Linked DNA regions of Homo sapiens: region 1 is linked to region 2. The links are chromatin contacts, found by Hi-C or POLR2A ChIA-PET in ENCODE. All regions are on one chromosome and are shown on one strand. The core of a region is the stretch at or near the end of the contact, and the rest is flanking DNA. Distances in the headings are between cores, read along the strand shown. Region 1 holds the start of ZNF575 (zinc finger protein 575). Region 2 holds the start of CD79A (CD79a molecule).

Region 1 (6,550 bases), core at 3,508-6,007, 1.7 Mb after region 2:
CATCTGGAGGATCTATGTCACTTTGTGACATCAGAGCAGCCTTGATTTCCAGCCTAGGGGCAGAGCTTTTTTTTTTTTTTTTAATTGTTAGAATTTTTTTTGTAGAAACAGGGGTCTTGCTATGTTGCCTAGGCTGGTCTCCAGCTCCTGGCCTCAAATGGTCCTCCCACCTGGGCCTCCCAAAATGCTGGGATTACAGGTATGAACCACTGAGTTATCCTGTCCCACAGCTTCTGAGGAGGGGTTTCCTGCAACAACATTTATCTTAATTCTGGAGTTTCCAGGGAATGGTCCCTGGAGCTATTTTCAGAGCAGCCCCTGTGTGAATGCCTTTACACAGAGAAGGCCTGCTTTTCCTTAAGCCTATCAAATTGCTTCATTAAAATTTTATGTGGCCGGCTGGGCGCGGTGGCTCATGCCTGTAATCCCAGCACTTTGGGAGGCTGAGGCGGGCGGATCACGAGGTCAGGAGTTCAAGACCAGCCTGACCAACATGGTGAAACACCATCTCTACTAAAAATATAAAAATTAGCTGGGTGTGGTGGTGCACACCTGTTATCCCAGCTACTCAGGAGGCTGAGGCAGGAGAATTGCCTGAACTCGGGAGGTGGAGGTTGCAGTGAGCTGAGATCGTGCCACTGCATTCCAGCCTGGGTGATGGAGACTCCATCTCAAAAAAAAAAAAAAAAAAAAAAAAAAAGCATATGGCTGAGCTCATGCACAGGCACTTTGAGCACTTTGGGAGGCCTAGGTGGGCAGATCACTTGAGGTCAAGAGTTTGAGACAGCCTGGCCAACATGGTAAAACCCCATCTCTACTGAAAAAAATAAAATAAAATACAAAAAAATTATCTGGGCGTGGTGGGGCACGCCTGTAGACCCAGCTACTTGGGAAGCTGAGGCATGAGAATCATTTGAACCCAAGAGGCAGAGGTTGCAGAGTTTGCAGTGATCCAAGATTGCACCTCTGCAACATAGCAAAACCCTGTCTGGGCAACAGAGCGAGAGTGTCTAAAAAAAAAAGGCCAGGTGCGGTGGCTCACGCCTGTAATCCCAGCACTTTGGGAGGCCAAGGCGGGTGGATCACGAGGTCAGGAGATTGAGACCATCCTGGCTAACACGGTGAAACCCCGTCTCTACTCAAAAAAAATACAAAAAATTAGCCGGGCATGGTGGCGGATGCCTGTAGTCCCAGCTACTCTCGAGGCTGAGGCAGAAGAATGGCGTGAACCCGGGAGGCGGAGCTTGCAGTGAGCCGGGATCGTGCCACTGCACTCCAGCCTGGACGACAGAGCGAGACTCCGTCTCAAAAAAAAAAAAAATTCCAGGCATGAGGTCTCATGCATGCCTGACTCAAGCTAGACAAAGCTGAGGACCCAGAGGTGACTCAGTCTGGCTGGTAGGCGAGAGAGGTAGGGAAAGCAGGTCTGAGACACAGGGAGGTGTAGGGATTTGGGGAACTCAGGGGAGGGAGGAGCCAGGGAAAGGAAGACCCTCAGGCACTCCTTACTGAGAGGGTCCCCCAAATAAGAACTTCTCGCCCCTGGCACCCTTTCCCGTTGTTTTTGCAGAATTTCTAGACCATTTATGTGTCCTTTGAAGACACACCCTAGGCAGGGTTTATAGGCTCAGCTGTGAGATGTTCTAAGAGTTAGACTTGGCTTCACCCTTCTCAGGTGTAGGACCTTGGGCTGAAAACTTATCTTCTTCTGGGTTCCAGTTTTCTTATCTACAAAATGAGGTTGAAAATAGTTCAATAGCCTGACATAGCACAGGCTCTCAATGGGAACTGCCCATCATTATTTTGTCACTATCCTTGACTCCTTCCTACCCTTGCCACCTCCACCCACTTCCAGGCCCTGCTGAGTTAAACTCTCTCTCTTTTTTTTTTTTTTTTTTTTTGAGATGGAGTCTTGCTCTGTTGCCCAGGCTAGAGTGCGGTGGTGCAATCTCAGCTCACTGCAACCTCCGCCTCCTGGGTTCCAGAGATTCTTCTGCCCCAGCCTCCCAAGTAGCTGGGATTACAGGTGCACACCACCACACCCAGCTAATTTTTGTAGTTTTAGTAAAGATGGGGTTTCACCATGTTGGCCAGGCTGGTCTGGAACTCCTGACCCCAAGTAATCCACCTGCCTCAGCCTCCCAAAGTGCTGGGATTACAGGGCCGAGCCACCGTGCCCAGCCAGATTTAACCTATCTTAACCAGGCCACTTTTCTGTTATCACACCCTCTGCCCCATTCAAGGGGCAGCAAAGCATAAATGCAAATTGCCTGGACTGCAGGGCCAGGCTGAGGGATTCAAATCCTGGCTCTGATACTTCCTGGCTGGGATGACCTTCCCCTCCACACTTCATTTTCCTCCTCTGTACAAGGATGATAGTAGCACCTCCTCTTAAAACATTGCTATGGGGATTAAATAAATTAATGCACATAAGGACAGTTTCCAGTGTATAATAAGTGCTAGCAATTAATACTGTAATTAATATATAACAATACCCTCACTGGTCTTCTGGCTTCTACTCTGCCTTCTTAAAATCATGGTTCTTGAAAATAGCTGTGGCCCTAGAGGTTGGGCGCGGTGGCTCACACCTGAAATCCCAGCACCATGGGAGGCCGAAGTGGGCGGATCACCTGAGGTCAGGAGTTTGAGACCAGCCTGGCCAACATGGTGAAACTCCATCTTTACCAAAAATACAAAAAAAAAAAAAAAAATTAGCCAGGCGTGGTGACGGGCACCTGTAATCCCAGCTACTCAGGACGTTGAAGCAGGAGAATCACTTGAACCTGGGAGGTGGAGGTTACAGTGGGCTGATATCTCGCCACTGCACACCAGCTTGGGTGACAGAGCAAGACTCCGTGCAAAAAAAGAAAGAGGTGGGCACAGTGGCTCACCCCTGTAATCCCAGCACTTTGGGAGGCCAAGACGGGTGGATCACGAGGTCAGGAGATCGAGACCAGCCTGGCCAACATGGTGAAACCCTGTCTCTACTAAAAATACAAAAATTAGCTGGGTGTTGTGGTGAACACCTGTAATCCCAGCTACTTGGGAGGCTGAAGCAGGAGAATCGCTTGAACTCGGGAGGCAGAGGTTGCAGTGAGCCAAGATTGCGCCACTGCACTCCAGCCTGGGGGACACAGCGAGATTCCATCTCAAAAAAAAGAGAGAGAGAGAGACCGAAGTGTCACTTCAAACTAATACAATGTGTGGAGCTCATTTAGATCTTAAGTCAAGCAAATCAAGTGTAATAAAAAGATATTTATGAGATATGATGTTTGACATTTAGCTTCAGAATCATTTGGGAAGAGTGGATGGGGGGTAAATCAAACAATACTGGTCATGAGTGAATAATTATTTTAAAAACTTTTTTTTTAAAGATACGGGGTATCACTCTGTTGCGCAGGCTGGAATGCAGTAACACAATCATAGCTCATTGCAGACATGAACTCCTGGGTGAGTCCCCACTCCCTACCCCCGTGAAATAGCTGGGACTACAGGCTGCCATTAAGCCAGACTTTTTTTTTTTTTTTTTTTTTTTTTTTAAGATGGGGAGGTGTCTCACTATGTTGCCTAGGCTGGGATTTTTGTTTGTTTGGGTTTTTGGTTTTTTTGTTTTTTTGAGACGGAGTCTCACTCTGTTGCCCAGGCTGGAGTGCAGTGGCTTGATCTTGGCTCACTGCAACCTCTGCCTCCCAGGTTCAAGCCATCCTCCCACCTCAGCCTCCGGAGTAGCTGAGATTACAAGCGTGTGCCACCATGCCTGACTAATTTTTGTATTTTTAGTAGAGACGGGTTTTCACCATGTTGGCCAGGCTGGTCTCGAACTCCTGACGTCAGGTGATCCGTCCACCTCCGCCTCCCAAAGTGCTGGGATTACAGGCGTGAGCCACCGTGCCTAGCCCCCGTCTAGTTTGGAAATCCTGGGCTCAAGTGATTCGCCCGCCTCTGCCTCCCAGAGTGCTGGGATTACAGGCATGAGACAGGGAGCCCGGCCTAGGCACTTTCTAGTCTAAACACTTTCCATTGATTATCATATTTAATCCTAAAAACGCTCCATTTTATAGATGAGGAAACAGGCCTAGAAAGAGAGCTAGAAAGGGTCACACGGCTAGAAAGTGGCACAGCCGTATTCCAAACCAGTTACCCAGGCAATCTGGCTCCAGAGTCCAAATAACCCCGCCAAACTCCCAGGGATCGCCAGACCTTGCGGGTTATCGGACTGAGACCCACCCATGCAGAGGACTTTTATGGGCATTTCCTGGTCCTTTCTGCACCAGGCAGGAAGGTGCACCGCCACTGCTCGGGAAGAATGCTAAGCTGCATGCCACCCCAGGCCTGGCACCAAGAGCATGGGCCAGGGCACCTCGGGACCACCCAGGCTTCCGAGGGGGAAGGTAGATGGGTGCGTGGCTGAGAATCTTGAATCACCCAATAGCGAGGTGTGCCAAGGCGCTGTGCAAATAACGTGCCTTTTATTGGGCACTGGCTCTCTTTGAGCCCGGAGTCCCGCCCCCGCCCTCTCTCGAAGAACTGGCCAGACTTTTTGCAAACGCCTTGAAGGGTAGAATTAGCAGCGAGCTCTTGAAACTGCCTCTGGAGATGGAACTCAGCGGAATTCTCGAAAAGAAGAGGGACATTAAAAAGACGGGTGCATGCACTGATTTCCAAGCGCAGTTTGTCCATGTTAGTCTTGTACATGCTTGACTCCAGTCAGCCACCGTAGGCCCCGCCACCGGCGGTGCACTTTCTGTCGATACGGTAGCTTCGCGCTTGCTCACGAACTTGCCTGCCTGGCTGGCGCACCCAGCCCCTCCTTCCATTCCTTCTTCCCCCTCTCTGCAGCCTCTGCCAGCCCGCACTGCGCATGCTTTCTGACGCCCCCTTTGGTCCAGCGTGGGAGGAGGGGATGGAAATGAGGTTGGGCTAAGCAGCTTGCGCGCGCTCCCTTGCCTGCCCTCCCCCGACGCCGGACGCGCGCCGGGCGGGGCAGCTCCGCTGGTCCGAGGGCAGTGCAGCAGCGGCGACAGCGGCTGCGGCCGTGGCCGTGGCGGGAGGAGCCGGAAGCCCCGCCCCCGGGGAGGGGCCGTCCTGCAGGTGAGGGCGCAGGGGTTCGGGCGCGGATATTGGCTTGCAGGCTGAATGCCAGAATCACCCCGAGGGAGATCGGTTGTGGTCCGGACGCCTAGATTCTGGAGATGCTGGAGGGACTGTGCATTGGTGCCAGAGCCTCGGGAGGGTGCATCGGTGCCTGAATGTCTGATTCCGAGGGGTGCATTGAATCCTTTACGCTTGGGACTCTGAGGGAAAAGTCCATTAGGGGTCTCTGGACCGCGACGCATGCCAGGTTCCTTCCGTATCTTCCTCCAGGTCCCCCCTCTATCCTCCACGGCCCCATCCAAGCCAGGGATGAAATTTAACGGCAAGAAGGGCGCAGTTGACGCGGCGTCAATGAACTGAGACTAAGTCAAAAGCCGGGTAAAGCTAGGTCTTCGACGTGAAGCCCCGCCCACTGTGCCCATAGGCCCCTCCCCTGGGACGGTGATGAAAGACCTGCCCACTCCGCTCGAAGGCCCCCGCCCCCTGGGTCTAGTTTCAGAACAAGACTTTTTTTGTACAGCCCCGCCCATTCCAGGACTGCAGGGTCTGGTGGGGAAGGTCCCGCCCACTCTGCGCATAGGCCCCGCCGGCTCCGCGCTTAAGACGGCCGCTGAGTTAGTTGTGGAGACTCCGCCCACTCTGCTGAAAGACTCCAACCCTGGGTTTAGATAGCGAAGGGACTGCCTCTGGCTTGAATTTGCATAGCCCCGCTCACTGTGCTCTTAGGCTCCGCCTCCCCGCTAAGCCTGCCCCCGCCTTAGCATCCCATACTTGCAGACCTTGCTCCTAAACAGTGTGATCCCTCATTTTAGGCCCTCCAACCCTATCCCCATCAGCCTGGTCATCACCGGCGTCACCCCCGCCCCGCGCCCTGCCCCTAGGTTCCTGTGCCAGCAAGATGCTGGAGCGAGGCGCGGAGTCCGCGGCCGGGGCTACCGATCCTAGTCCCACTGGCAAGGAACCAGTGACCAAAGAAGGTGAGAGTGCCCCGCCTGTGAGTAGGGAGCATTCTCCAGGAACGGGGGCCAAAATAATCACATTCTGGGGGAATCTCAGGGTGAAAATTTGAGGGCCCTAGGGTGATGACTATTTGGGATCCCCAAAACTGCCACATTCTGGGAAATCCTCCCATTTGGCTCAGAGAGAGCCTCAGTGACCATTTGCTAAGGCTCAGGAAATGAGCCTTACAGAAGGGACGGGTCAGGGATGACATGCGGGATGTCAGGGTGATCACTGGGAAGATACTAGAAACGGATACCTTGGTAGCTTTGAGGAAGCCTTAGTAGCTTTGGGGATCCAGGAAAGTAACCCTTTGGAGTCCCTCAGAATGACGCCTGGGGGGAGGGGGGAGCAGAAACATGCAATTTGGGGAGTCTCAATGTGATGCTTGAGGTGCCCAGGTACACTTGGAGGAGCCCCACGAATATCAAAGTCGTGGCGGAGCCTGGCCTAGGCC
Region 2 (6,613 bases), core at 3,476-5,975:
CTGCTGCTGGACAGTTCAGTTGGCAGTCCCCAAACGTAAGGCGTAAGAGTTTAAGAAGTATCGGCCAGGCACAGTGGCTCACACCTGTAATCTCAACACTTTGGGAGGCCGAGACGGGCTGATCACCTGAGGTTGGGAGCTTGAGAACAGCCTGACCAACATGGAGAAACCCTGTCTCTAAAAATACCAAAATTAGTTGGGCATGGTGGCGCGCACCTGTAATCCCAGCTACTCAGGAGGCTGAGGCAGAAGAATCGCTCGAACCCCGGAGGCGGAGGTTGCAGTGGGTTGAGATCGAGCAATTGCAATCCAGCCTGGGCAACAGAGCGAGACTCCATTTCAAAAAAAGAATCAATAAAAATGTTAAAAGCACCGTTGTTTACACTCAGCAACTCTGTGAAGTAAGTGCCGAAAAGTGCTTTGGAGGTAGGTAAAGTAAGCCATAGGCTGGGTAACTTGCCAGATATCCCACAGCTGGAGCCATCATATGAACCCAAGCAACCCAGCTGCAGCCTGGACCTAGCCACTCCAAGGGCTCTGTGCCTCAGAAAAGAGGCCCAAAGGGTTGCACTCTAGCTGCAGGCCAGTCACTCCCCATTCTGGGCTCTAGTTTCCTCTTTTGGCCATTAATGAAAACATTTCCCAGAGCTGACATGAGAACTCAATGCCAAGCGTCCGGTTTGCACAGCAGCAGGCATTGCGCTTCCCAGGTAGGAAGCAAGGTCTAGGTGTCCCGAGCAGGCCTGCAATCCCGCAGCCGCGCCGCTCCAGCCACTGGGGAGCAGTAGAGGGCCTAGAAAGAAGCTCAGCCACCGAAGGCTCTTGAAGGTGAATTCCTAGGGCTTCCAGGTCTGGAGCCAGGCTTATTCCTGGGAGGGGGTTGTAACGGGGAATTGAAGTGCAGAGGGGCTAGTGACCCCAGCAGAACACCTGGGGTCCTGGTTCCCAGGGCTACAGAACTGTCCTAGATACTGTGCCAAATGCACTGCAGAATATTCTTGCAGTCTTATCAAGTGGGGGGTTTGTACCCATGTTATAGGAGAAAAAACTGAGTTTCAGATGACCAGTCAGTTGGCAGAGCTGAGTTGTAAAAGAATCCTGGACTCTTGAGGCCCAGGCTCTTCTGCGTGGATGGGAATTGCCCTTTTCCCATCTCCTGGGTTCACGCCATTCTGCCTCAGCCTCCCCAGCAGCTGGGACTACAGGCACACGCCGCCATGCCCGGCTAATTTTTGTATTTTTAGTAGAGACGGGGTTTCACTGTGTTAGCCAGGATGGTTTTGATCTCCTGACCTTCTGATCCGCCCGCCTCAGCCTCCCAAAGTGTTGGGATTACAGGCGTGAGCCACCGCGCCCAGCTGGCAATTGCACTTTTTTAAAATTCTGCACTCTAGGAGGCAGAGGTGGGCAGATCACTTGAGGTCAAGAGTTTGAGACCTTGGCCTGGAGTGGTGGCTCACACCTGTAATCCCAACACTTGGAGAGGCCGAGGCAGGTGGATCACCTGAGGTCAGAAGTTCGAGACCAGCCTGGCCAACATGATGGAACCCTGTCTCTACTAAAAAATACAAAAATTAGCTGGACGTGGAGGCAGGAGAATCGCTTGAATGCAGGAAGTGGAGGTCACAGTGAGCCAAGATTGCACCATTGTACTCCAGTCTGGGCGACAAGAGTGAAACACCGTCTCAAAAAAAAAAAAAAAAAAGAGTTTGAGACCAGCCTGGCCAACATGGTGAAACCCTGTGTCTATGAAAAAAAAAATTGGCTGGGCATGGTGGTGCACACCTGTAATTCCAGCTACTTGGGAGGCTGAGACAGGAGAACAGCTTGAACCCAGGAGGCGGAGGCTGCAGTGAGCCAAGATTGTGCCGCCACTGCACTTCAGCCTGGGCAACAGAGCAAGACTCCATCTCAAAAAAAAAAATCTGAAATACTTCAGGCATGCAAGTATTTAGCATTCAGTATTCATAATGTAAGAAAAACCTATGAAGCACAACCCAGTTTAAGTAACACAGGCAGGGCAGGGTGCAGTGCCTATAATCCCAGCACTTCGGGAGGCCAAGCTGGGAGAATCACTTGAGGTCAGGACTTCCAGGCCAGCCTGGGCAACACAGTGAGACCCTGTCTTTACAAAAAATTTAAAAAATAGGCCCAGTGCGGTGGATCATGCCTGTAATCCCAGCACTTTGGGAGGCCGAGGCGAGTGGATCATCAGGTCAGGAGATTGAGACCATCCTGGCTAACACGGTGAAACCCCATCTCTACTAAAAAAATACAAAAAATTAGCCGGTCATGGTGGCATCTGCTTGTAGTCCCAGCTACTCAGGAGGCTGAGGCAGGAGAATCACTTGAACCCGGGAGGCGGAGGTTGCAGTGAGCCAAGATCACACCATCGCACTCCAGCCTGGGCTACACAGCGAGACTCTGTCTCAAAAGAAAAAAAAAATTAAAAATAGCCAGGCATGGTGTGTGCACCTGTAATCCCAGCTACTTGGGAAGCTGAGGCAAGAGAATCACTTGAGCCCAGGAGTTTGACGTTATGATTATGCCACTGGACACCAGCCTTGGTGACAGAGAGAGGCCCTATCTCTAAAAAAGAAAAAAAAAAAAGTGGCCAGCCACGGTGGCTCCCGCCTGTAATCCCAGCACTTTGGGAGGCTGAGGTGGGTGGATTACCTGAGGTCAGGAGTGTGAGACCAGCCTGCCCAACATGGTGAAACCTGGTCTCTACTAAAAATACAAAAATATAGCCAGGCATGGTGGTGGCCGCCTGTAATCCCAGCTACTGAGGAGGCTGAGGCAGGAGAATCACTTGAACCTGGGAGGCAGAGGTTGCAGTGAGCCAAGATCACGCCACTGCACTTCAGCCTGGGTGACAAAGCGAGACTCCGTCTCAAAAAAAAAAAAAAAAAAAGTAACACAGGAAATAAAACCAAGACAAGATGAGCTCTCTGTGTCTCTGTGTGTCCCTCCCCAGACCCAACCCTGGCGTCCCCCAGAGGTAACCCCTCCCAGGAACTGGGCGTTTGCCACTCCCCTGCACGGGTCTACACCTCTGCTACAAACGTGTGTCCCTAAGCAGCGGACGCCTTTTGAAAACAAGTCAACTGTATCATGCTACGATATTTTTTCTGATGTTTGTGCTGTTTCTGAGACAGCCTTATGACACCTTCCCCTATTCTGTAGCATTCTGTTGGCTCACTTTGCCACAGTGTATGCACCCATTCTCCCACAAATGGACTTTTCATTTGCTTCTCAATGTTTGCTACCAAAAATCTCCCTGCAATAAATTTATTTTATATATCCCCTTGTATGTGTGTGAGGGTCCCCTAACTGCTCACAAATATCTCAGCAACTCCGCCCTCCCCACTCAGACCTCATTTCCCTCCTACCAGACATGCTCAAAGGAAACTGGGAGCAACACAAAGATGACTTTGAATCTCTGTCCACCACCCCTAGACTGTATGACACCCGCAAGTGACAACCTCCCCTCTCTGGCCTCGGTTTCCCCCTCTGTAAAATGGGGGATGGCCTACCTTGCCAGTCATGGCAGGTCAATATAAAACAACTTCTGGCTGTGCACAGTGGCACATGCCTGTAATCCCAGCACTTTGGGAAGCTGAGGCAGGAGGATTGCTTGAGGCCAGGAGTTCAAGACCAGCCTGGGCAATATAGCAAGATCCCATCCCTCTTAAAAAAAAAAAAGAAGAAAAATATATGTTGTTGTTGTTATTATTGTTATTATTAGAGACAGAGTTTCGCTTTTGTCACCCAGGCTGGAGTGCAATGGTGTGATCTCAGCTCACTGCAACCTCCACCTCCTGGGTTCAACTGATTCTCCTGCCTCAGCCTCCTGAGTAGCTGGAATAATAGGCATGTGCCACAACATCTGGCTAATTTTGTATTTTTAGTAGAGATGGGGTTTCGCCATGTTGGCCAGGCTGGTCTCAAACTCGACCTCAGGTGATTCTCCTGTCTCAGCCTCCCAAAGGGCTGGGATTACAGGCATAAGCCACCATAGCTGGCCTGTTTTTTTAAAAAAAGAATTCCAGTAAAGAGCTGATCATGGTTCTCACTCCTTGAATACCAGGAACACCATCTCGTATCACATAATGAGACAGGGAGACATTCTGGTCCTCATCTCACAGATGAAAAATGTCAAGCTTCGAAGGATCAAAGTGCCCACCTAGTCACACGGGTAGTCAGCCACAGGTCAGCCTGCCTTATTTATTCTTCATGAGTATTTATAGTGACTAACATTTACTGGGCGCCTACTGTGGGCCATTTCTGTGCATGTGACAACCCCTTTAAGTCCTTGTTTCTAATCCCAAGAAGCAAGGAAATGGGGTCAGGGAAGGGACAAGGTTTGCCCAAGTCCAGGCAGGGGGAGAGGTCAAGCTCAGAACCATCACCTGCCCATGACACATGCCCAGGACTCAGGTTCCCTAGGCTTCCTTCCAAAGGCTCAGCAGTGACGAGCCAGCCCTTGAACCAGCCTCTTCCCCCACCCAAGCAGCCACCTCTCAGGGGAATTGTGGCCACCACAGGTGCAGGGAGCAGTTTCTCTCCACTCACAGCCTGAAGCATACCCGGCAGGGGCTGTCCCCAGGCCCAACAAGCAAAGGGCCCAGTAGCGAGGGCCACTGGAGCCCATCTCCGGGGGGCTGGGCAGGAAGTAGGGTGGGGTTTGGGGTAGGGATCTGGTACCCTGGGACTGCTGCAACTCAAACTAACCAACCCACTGGGAGAAGATGCCTGGGGGTCCAGGAGTCCTCCAAGCTCTGCCTGCCACCATCTTCCTCCTCTTCCTGCTGTCTGCTGTCTACCTGGGTATGTGGCCAAAGGGCAGGAACTGGCGGGAGGTGGGGGAAGCTGTGGAGGCTGCAGAGAGGGCACAGGCAGAGGGAAGGGGGCTCAGGGAAAGGGGAAGAGGAGGCAGAGGATAGGGGACCCAGGGAAGATGCCTATAGAAATCGTATCTGTGCCAAGATGGGCCAAGGTGGGGCTGGAGGGAGCCCAGCGAAGGAGAAGGGGCGTCCACAGTCTCACACAGGGAGGCAGGAGCAAGAGTCACCTCCCCCACCTCCTGTTCCCCACAGGCCAAAATAAGGAACTAAAGTTGCTCTTGACTGAGCACCAGGGCTGGGGGCAGGAAGGGGACTTAGGGGTAGCAGCATTCAGCGTCTGTCAAGGGGAGAAAAAGCTTTCTCTGCCTTAAACCTCAGGTGCCTCTCTCTGTTGGGAGTCCCTTCTCAGCACTGGGGGAATGGGTGTCTCATGGACTCCCCCTCACCTGCTCAAGGACAGCTGGCAGGGGCTGTGGCCACGCTAACCCAGGAGTTCAGAGAAAAAGGTTCCCCACCCAAGGGGACACTGGGAGCAAGGATTGGAGTTCACGTCTGAGTCTTAAGCCCGTGACGATGAGGGTGCTCGGCCCCTCTCCCCATCTCTTCCTCCTTCTCTCTTCCTCACCTCCCTCCTCCACCTACCTCCAGAAGAGGGGACTGGCCATGTGGGAGGCCTGGCTGAGAGCTGGGGCTTCCCAGAGGAGCCCGGATTGGACACTGCAGCCAGCCTGAGCCGCCTCGTCTCACTCAGAGACACCCCCAGTCTCCACCCCGCTCTGAGCCCCTTCAATCACCAGCAGCCCAGCCCAAGGACTGAACTCACCCCTGACCCCTAGGTTGACACATACAACTTACAGAGAATGAGGGCCAGGCACAGGGTCACAGGCCAGGGCAGGCCACAGACTGGCTCCTCAGCCCAGGCAGGGAGAGGCCAGGGAGCCAAGAGTTTGAACCCAGTGCCACTCCTGACTGCCTGGTGATGCTGGCAACCCGCCTGCCCTCCCAGAGCCTCAGCCATCCCTCCTGTAAAATGGGGCTAAGGAGAGAACCTACTTCTAGGGTTCTGTGAATGATTACACAAGAAAAAGCGCCAGGTGCTGGGCCTGGCTGAGGCTGGGGTGCAAAAATGGACCGGGAAGGCTGCGGGAGGAGGGGACGCCTGCACTGCTTCTGGAAGGAGCTGTCTGGACAGCGGTCCTCCAGTGCCTGGAACAAACATCCAAAATCCAGAGAGTTCACAGGGCCAGAGTACAAAGTGGGTATGCGGGAGGGGGGCAAGAGATGGCGCTGCAGAGGTGAGAAGGGCCTCCCAGGGGTCTTACCATCCCAGGGAGTCTCATTCTCCTCTCCCAGGATATCCTCACCCACCCCAACCAGGTATGTCCTCTCTCCTTCCCAGGGGCTTCTTCACTTTCCCGCATCCCCCCTCTCCCCAGGATGTATCAGCCCCTGTCAGGGGCTCTCTCTCTCCCTCCCCACCCAGGAGAGTCCTCACCCTCTTCCCAGGAGTGCTGGAACTGCAGGGGCCAGGGCTGGGGAAATGTGTCACCATCCCCAGTCCCTGACCCACCCACCCTGTCTCTCCACAGGCCCTGGGTGCCAGGCCCTGTGGATGCACAAGGTCCCAGCATCATTGATGGTGAGCCTGGGGGAAGACGCCCACTTCCAATGCCCGCACAATAGCAGCAACAACGCCAACGTCACCTGGTGGCGCGTCCTCCATGGCAACTACACGTGGCCCCCTGAGTTCTTGGGCCCGGGCGAGG

Evidence for each region. Hi-C counts contacts between places; a loop is a spot of excess contacts on that map. ChIA-PET counts read pairs that join two places held with the same protein, here RNA polymerase II (POLR2A). Pooled maps may share reads with other maps.
Region 1: a pooled map shows a loop between it and region 2 (3-fold over the local background). The contact joins the promoter of ZNF575 here to the promoter of CD79A in region 2. A Hi-C loop is called at or near these places in 4 of 50 pooled maps. POLR2A ChIA-PET finds 5 or more read pairs at or near these places in 2 of 52 experiments (HEK293 and activated CD8-positive, alpha-beta memory T cell).

What each region holds. Positions count from the first base shown.
Region 1 is chr19:43,528,431-43,534,980 of GRCh38, forward strand. ZNF575 (zinc finger protein 575) reads left to right here and starts at 4,758. Exons shown (of 4, transcript NM_174945.3): 1 at 4,758-5,091; 2 at 5,365-5,472; 3 at 5,907-6,071. The coding sequence starts at 5,993. RefSeq lists silencers at 2,725-2,896, 4,864-5,173.
Region 2 is chr19:41,872,554-41,879,166 of GRCh38, forward strand. CD79A (CD79a molecule) reads left to right here and starts at 4,726. Exons shown (of 5, transcript NM_001783.4): 1 at 4,726-4,830; 2 at 6,437-6,613. The coding sequence starts at 4,752. It overlaps RPS19 (ribosomal protein S19), which reads left to right. Exons shown (of 6, transcript NM_001022.4): 6 at 1-372. RefSeq lists enhancers at 806-1,055, 3,391-3,460 and a silencer at 4,868-4,927.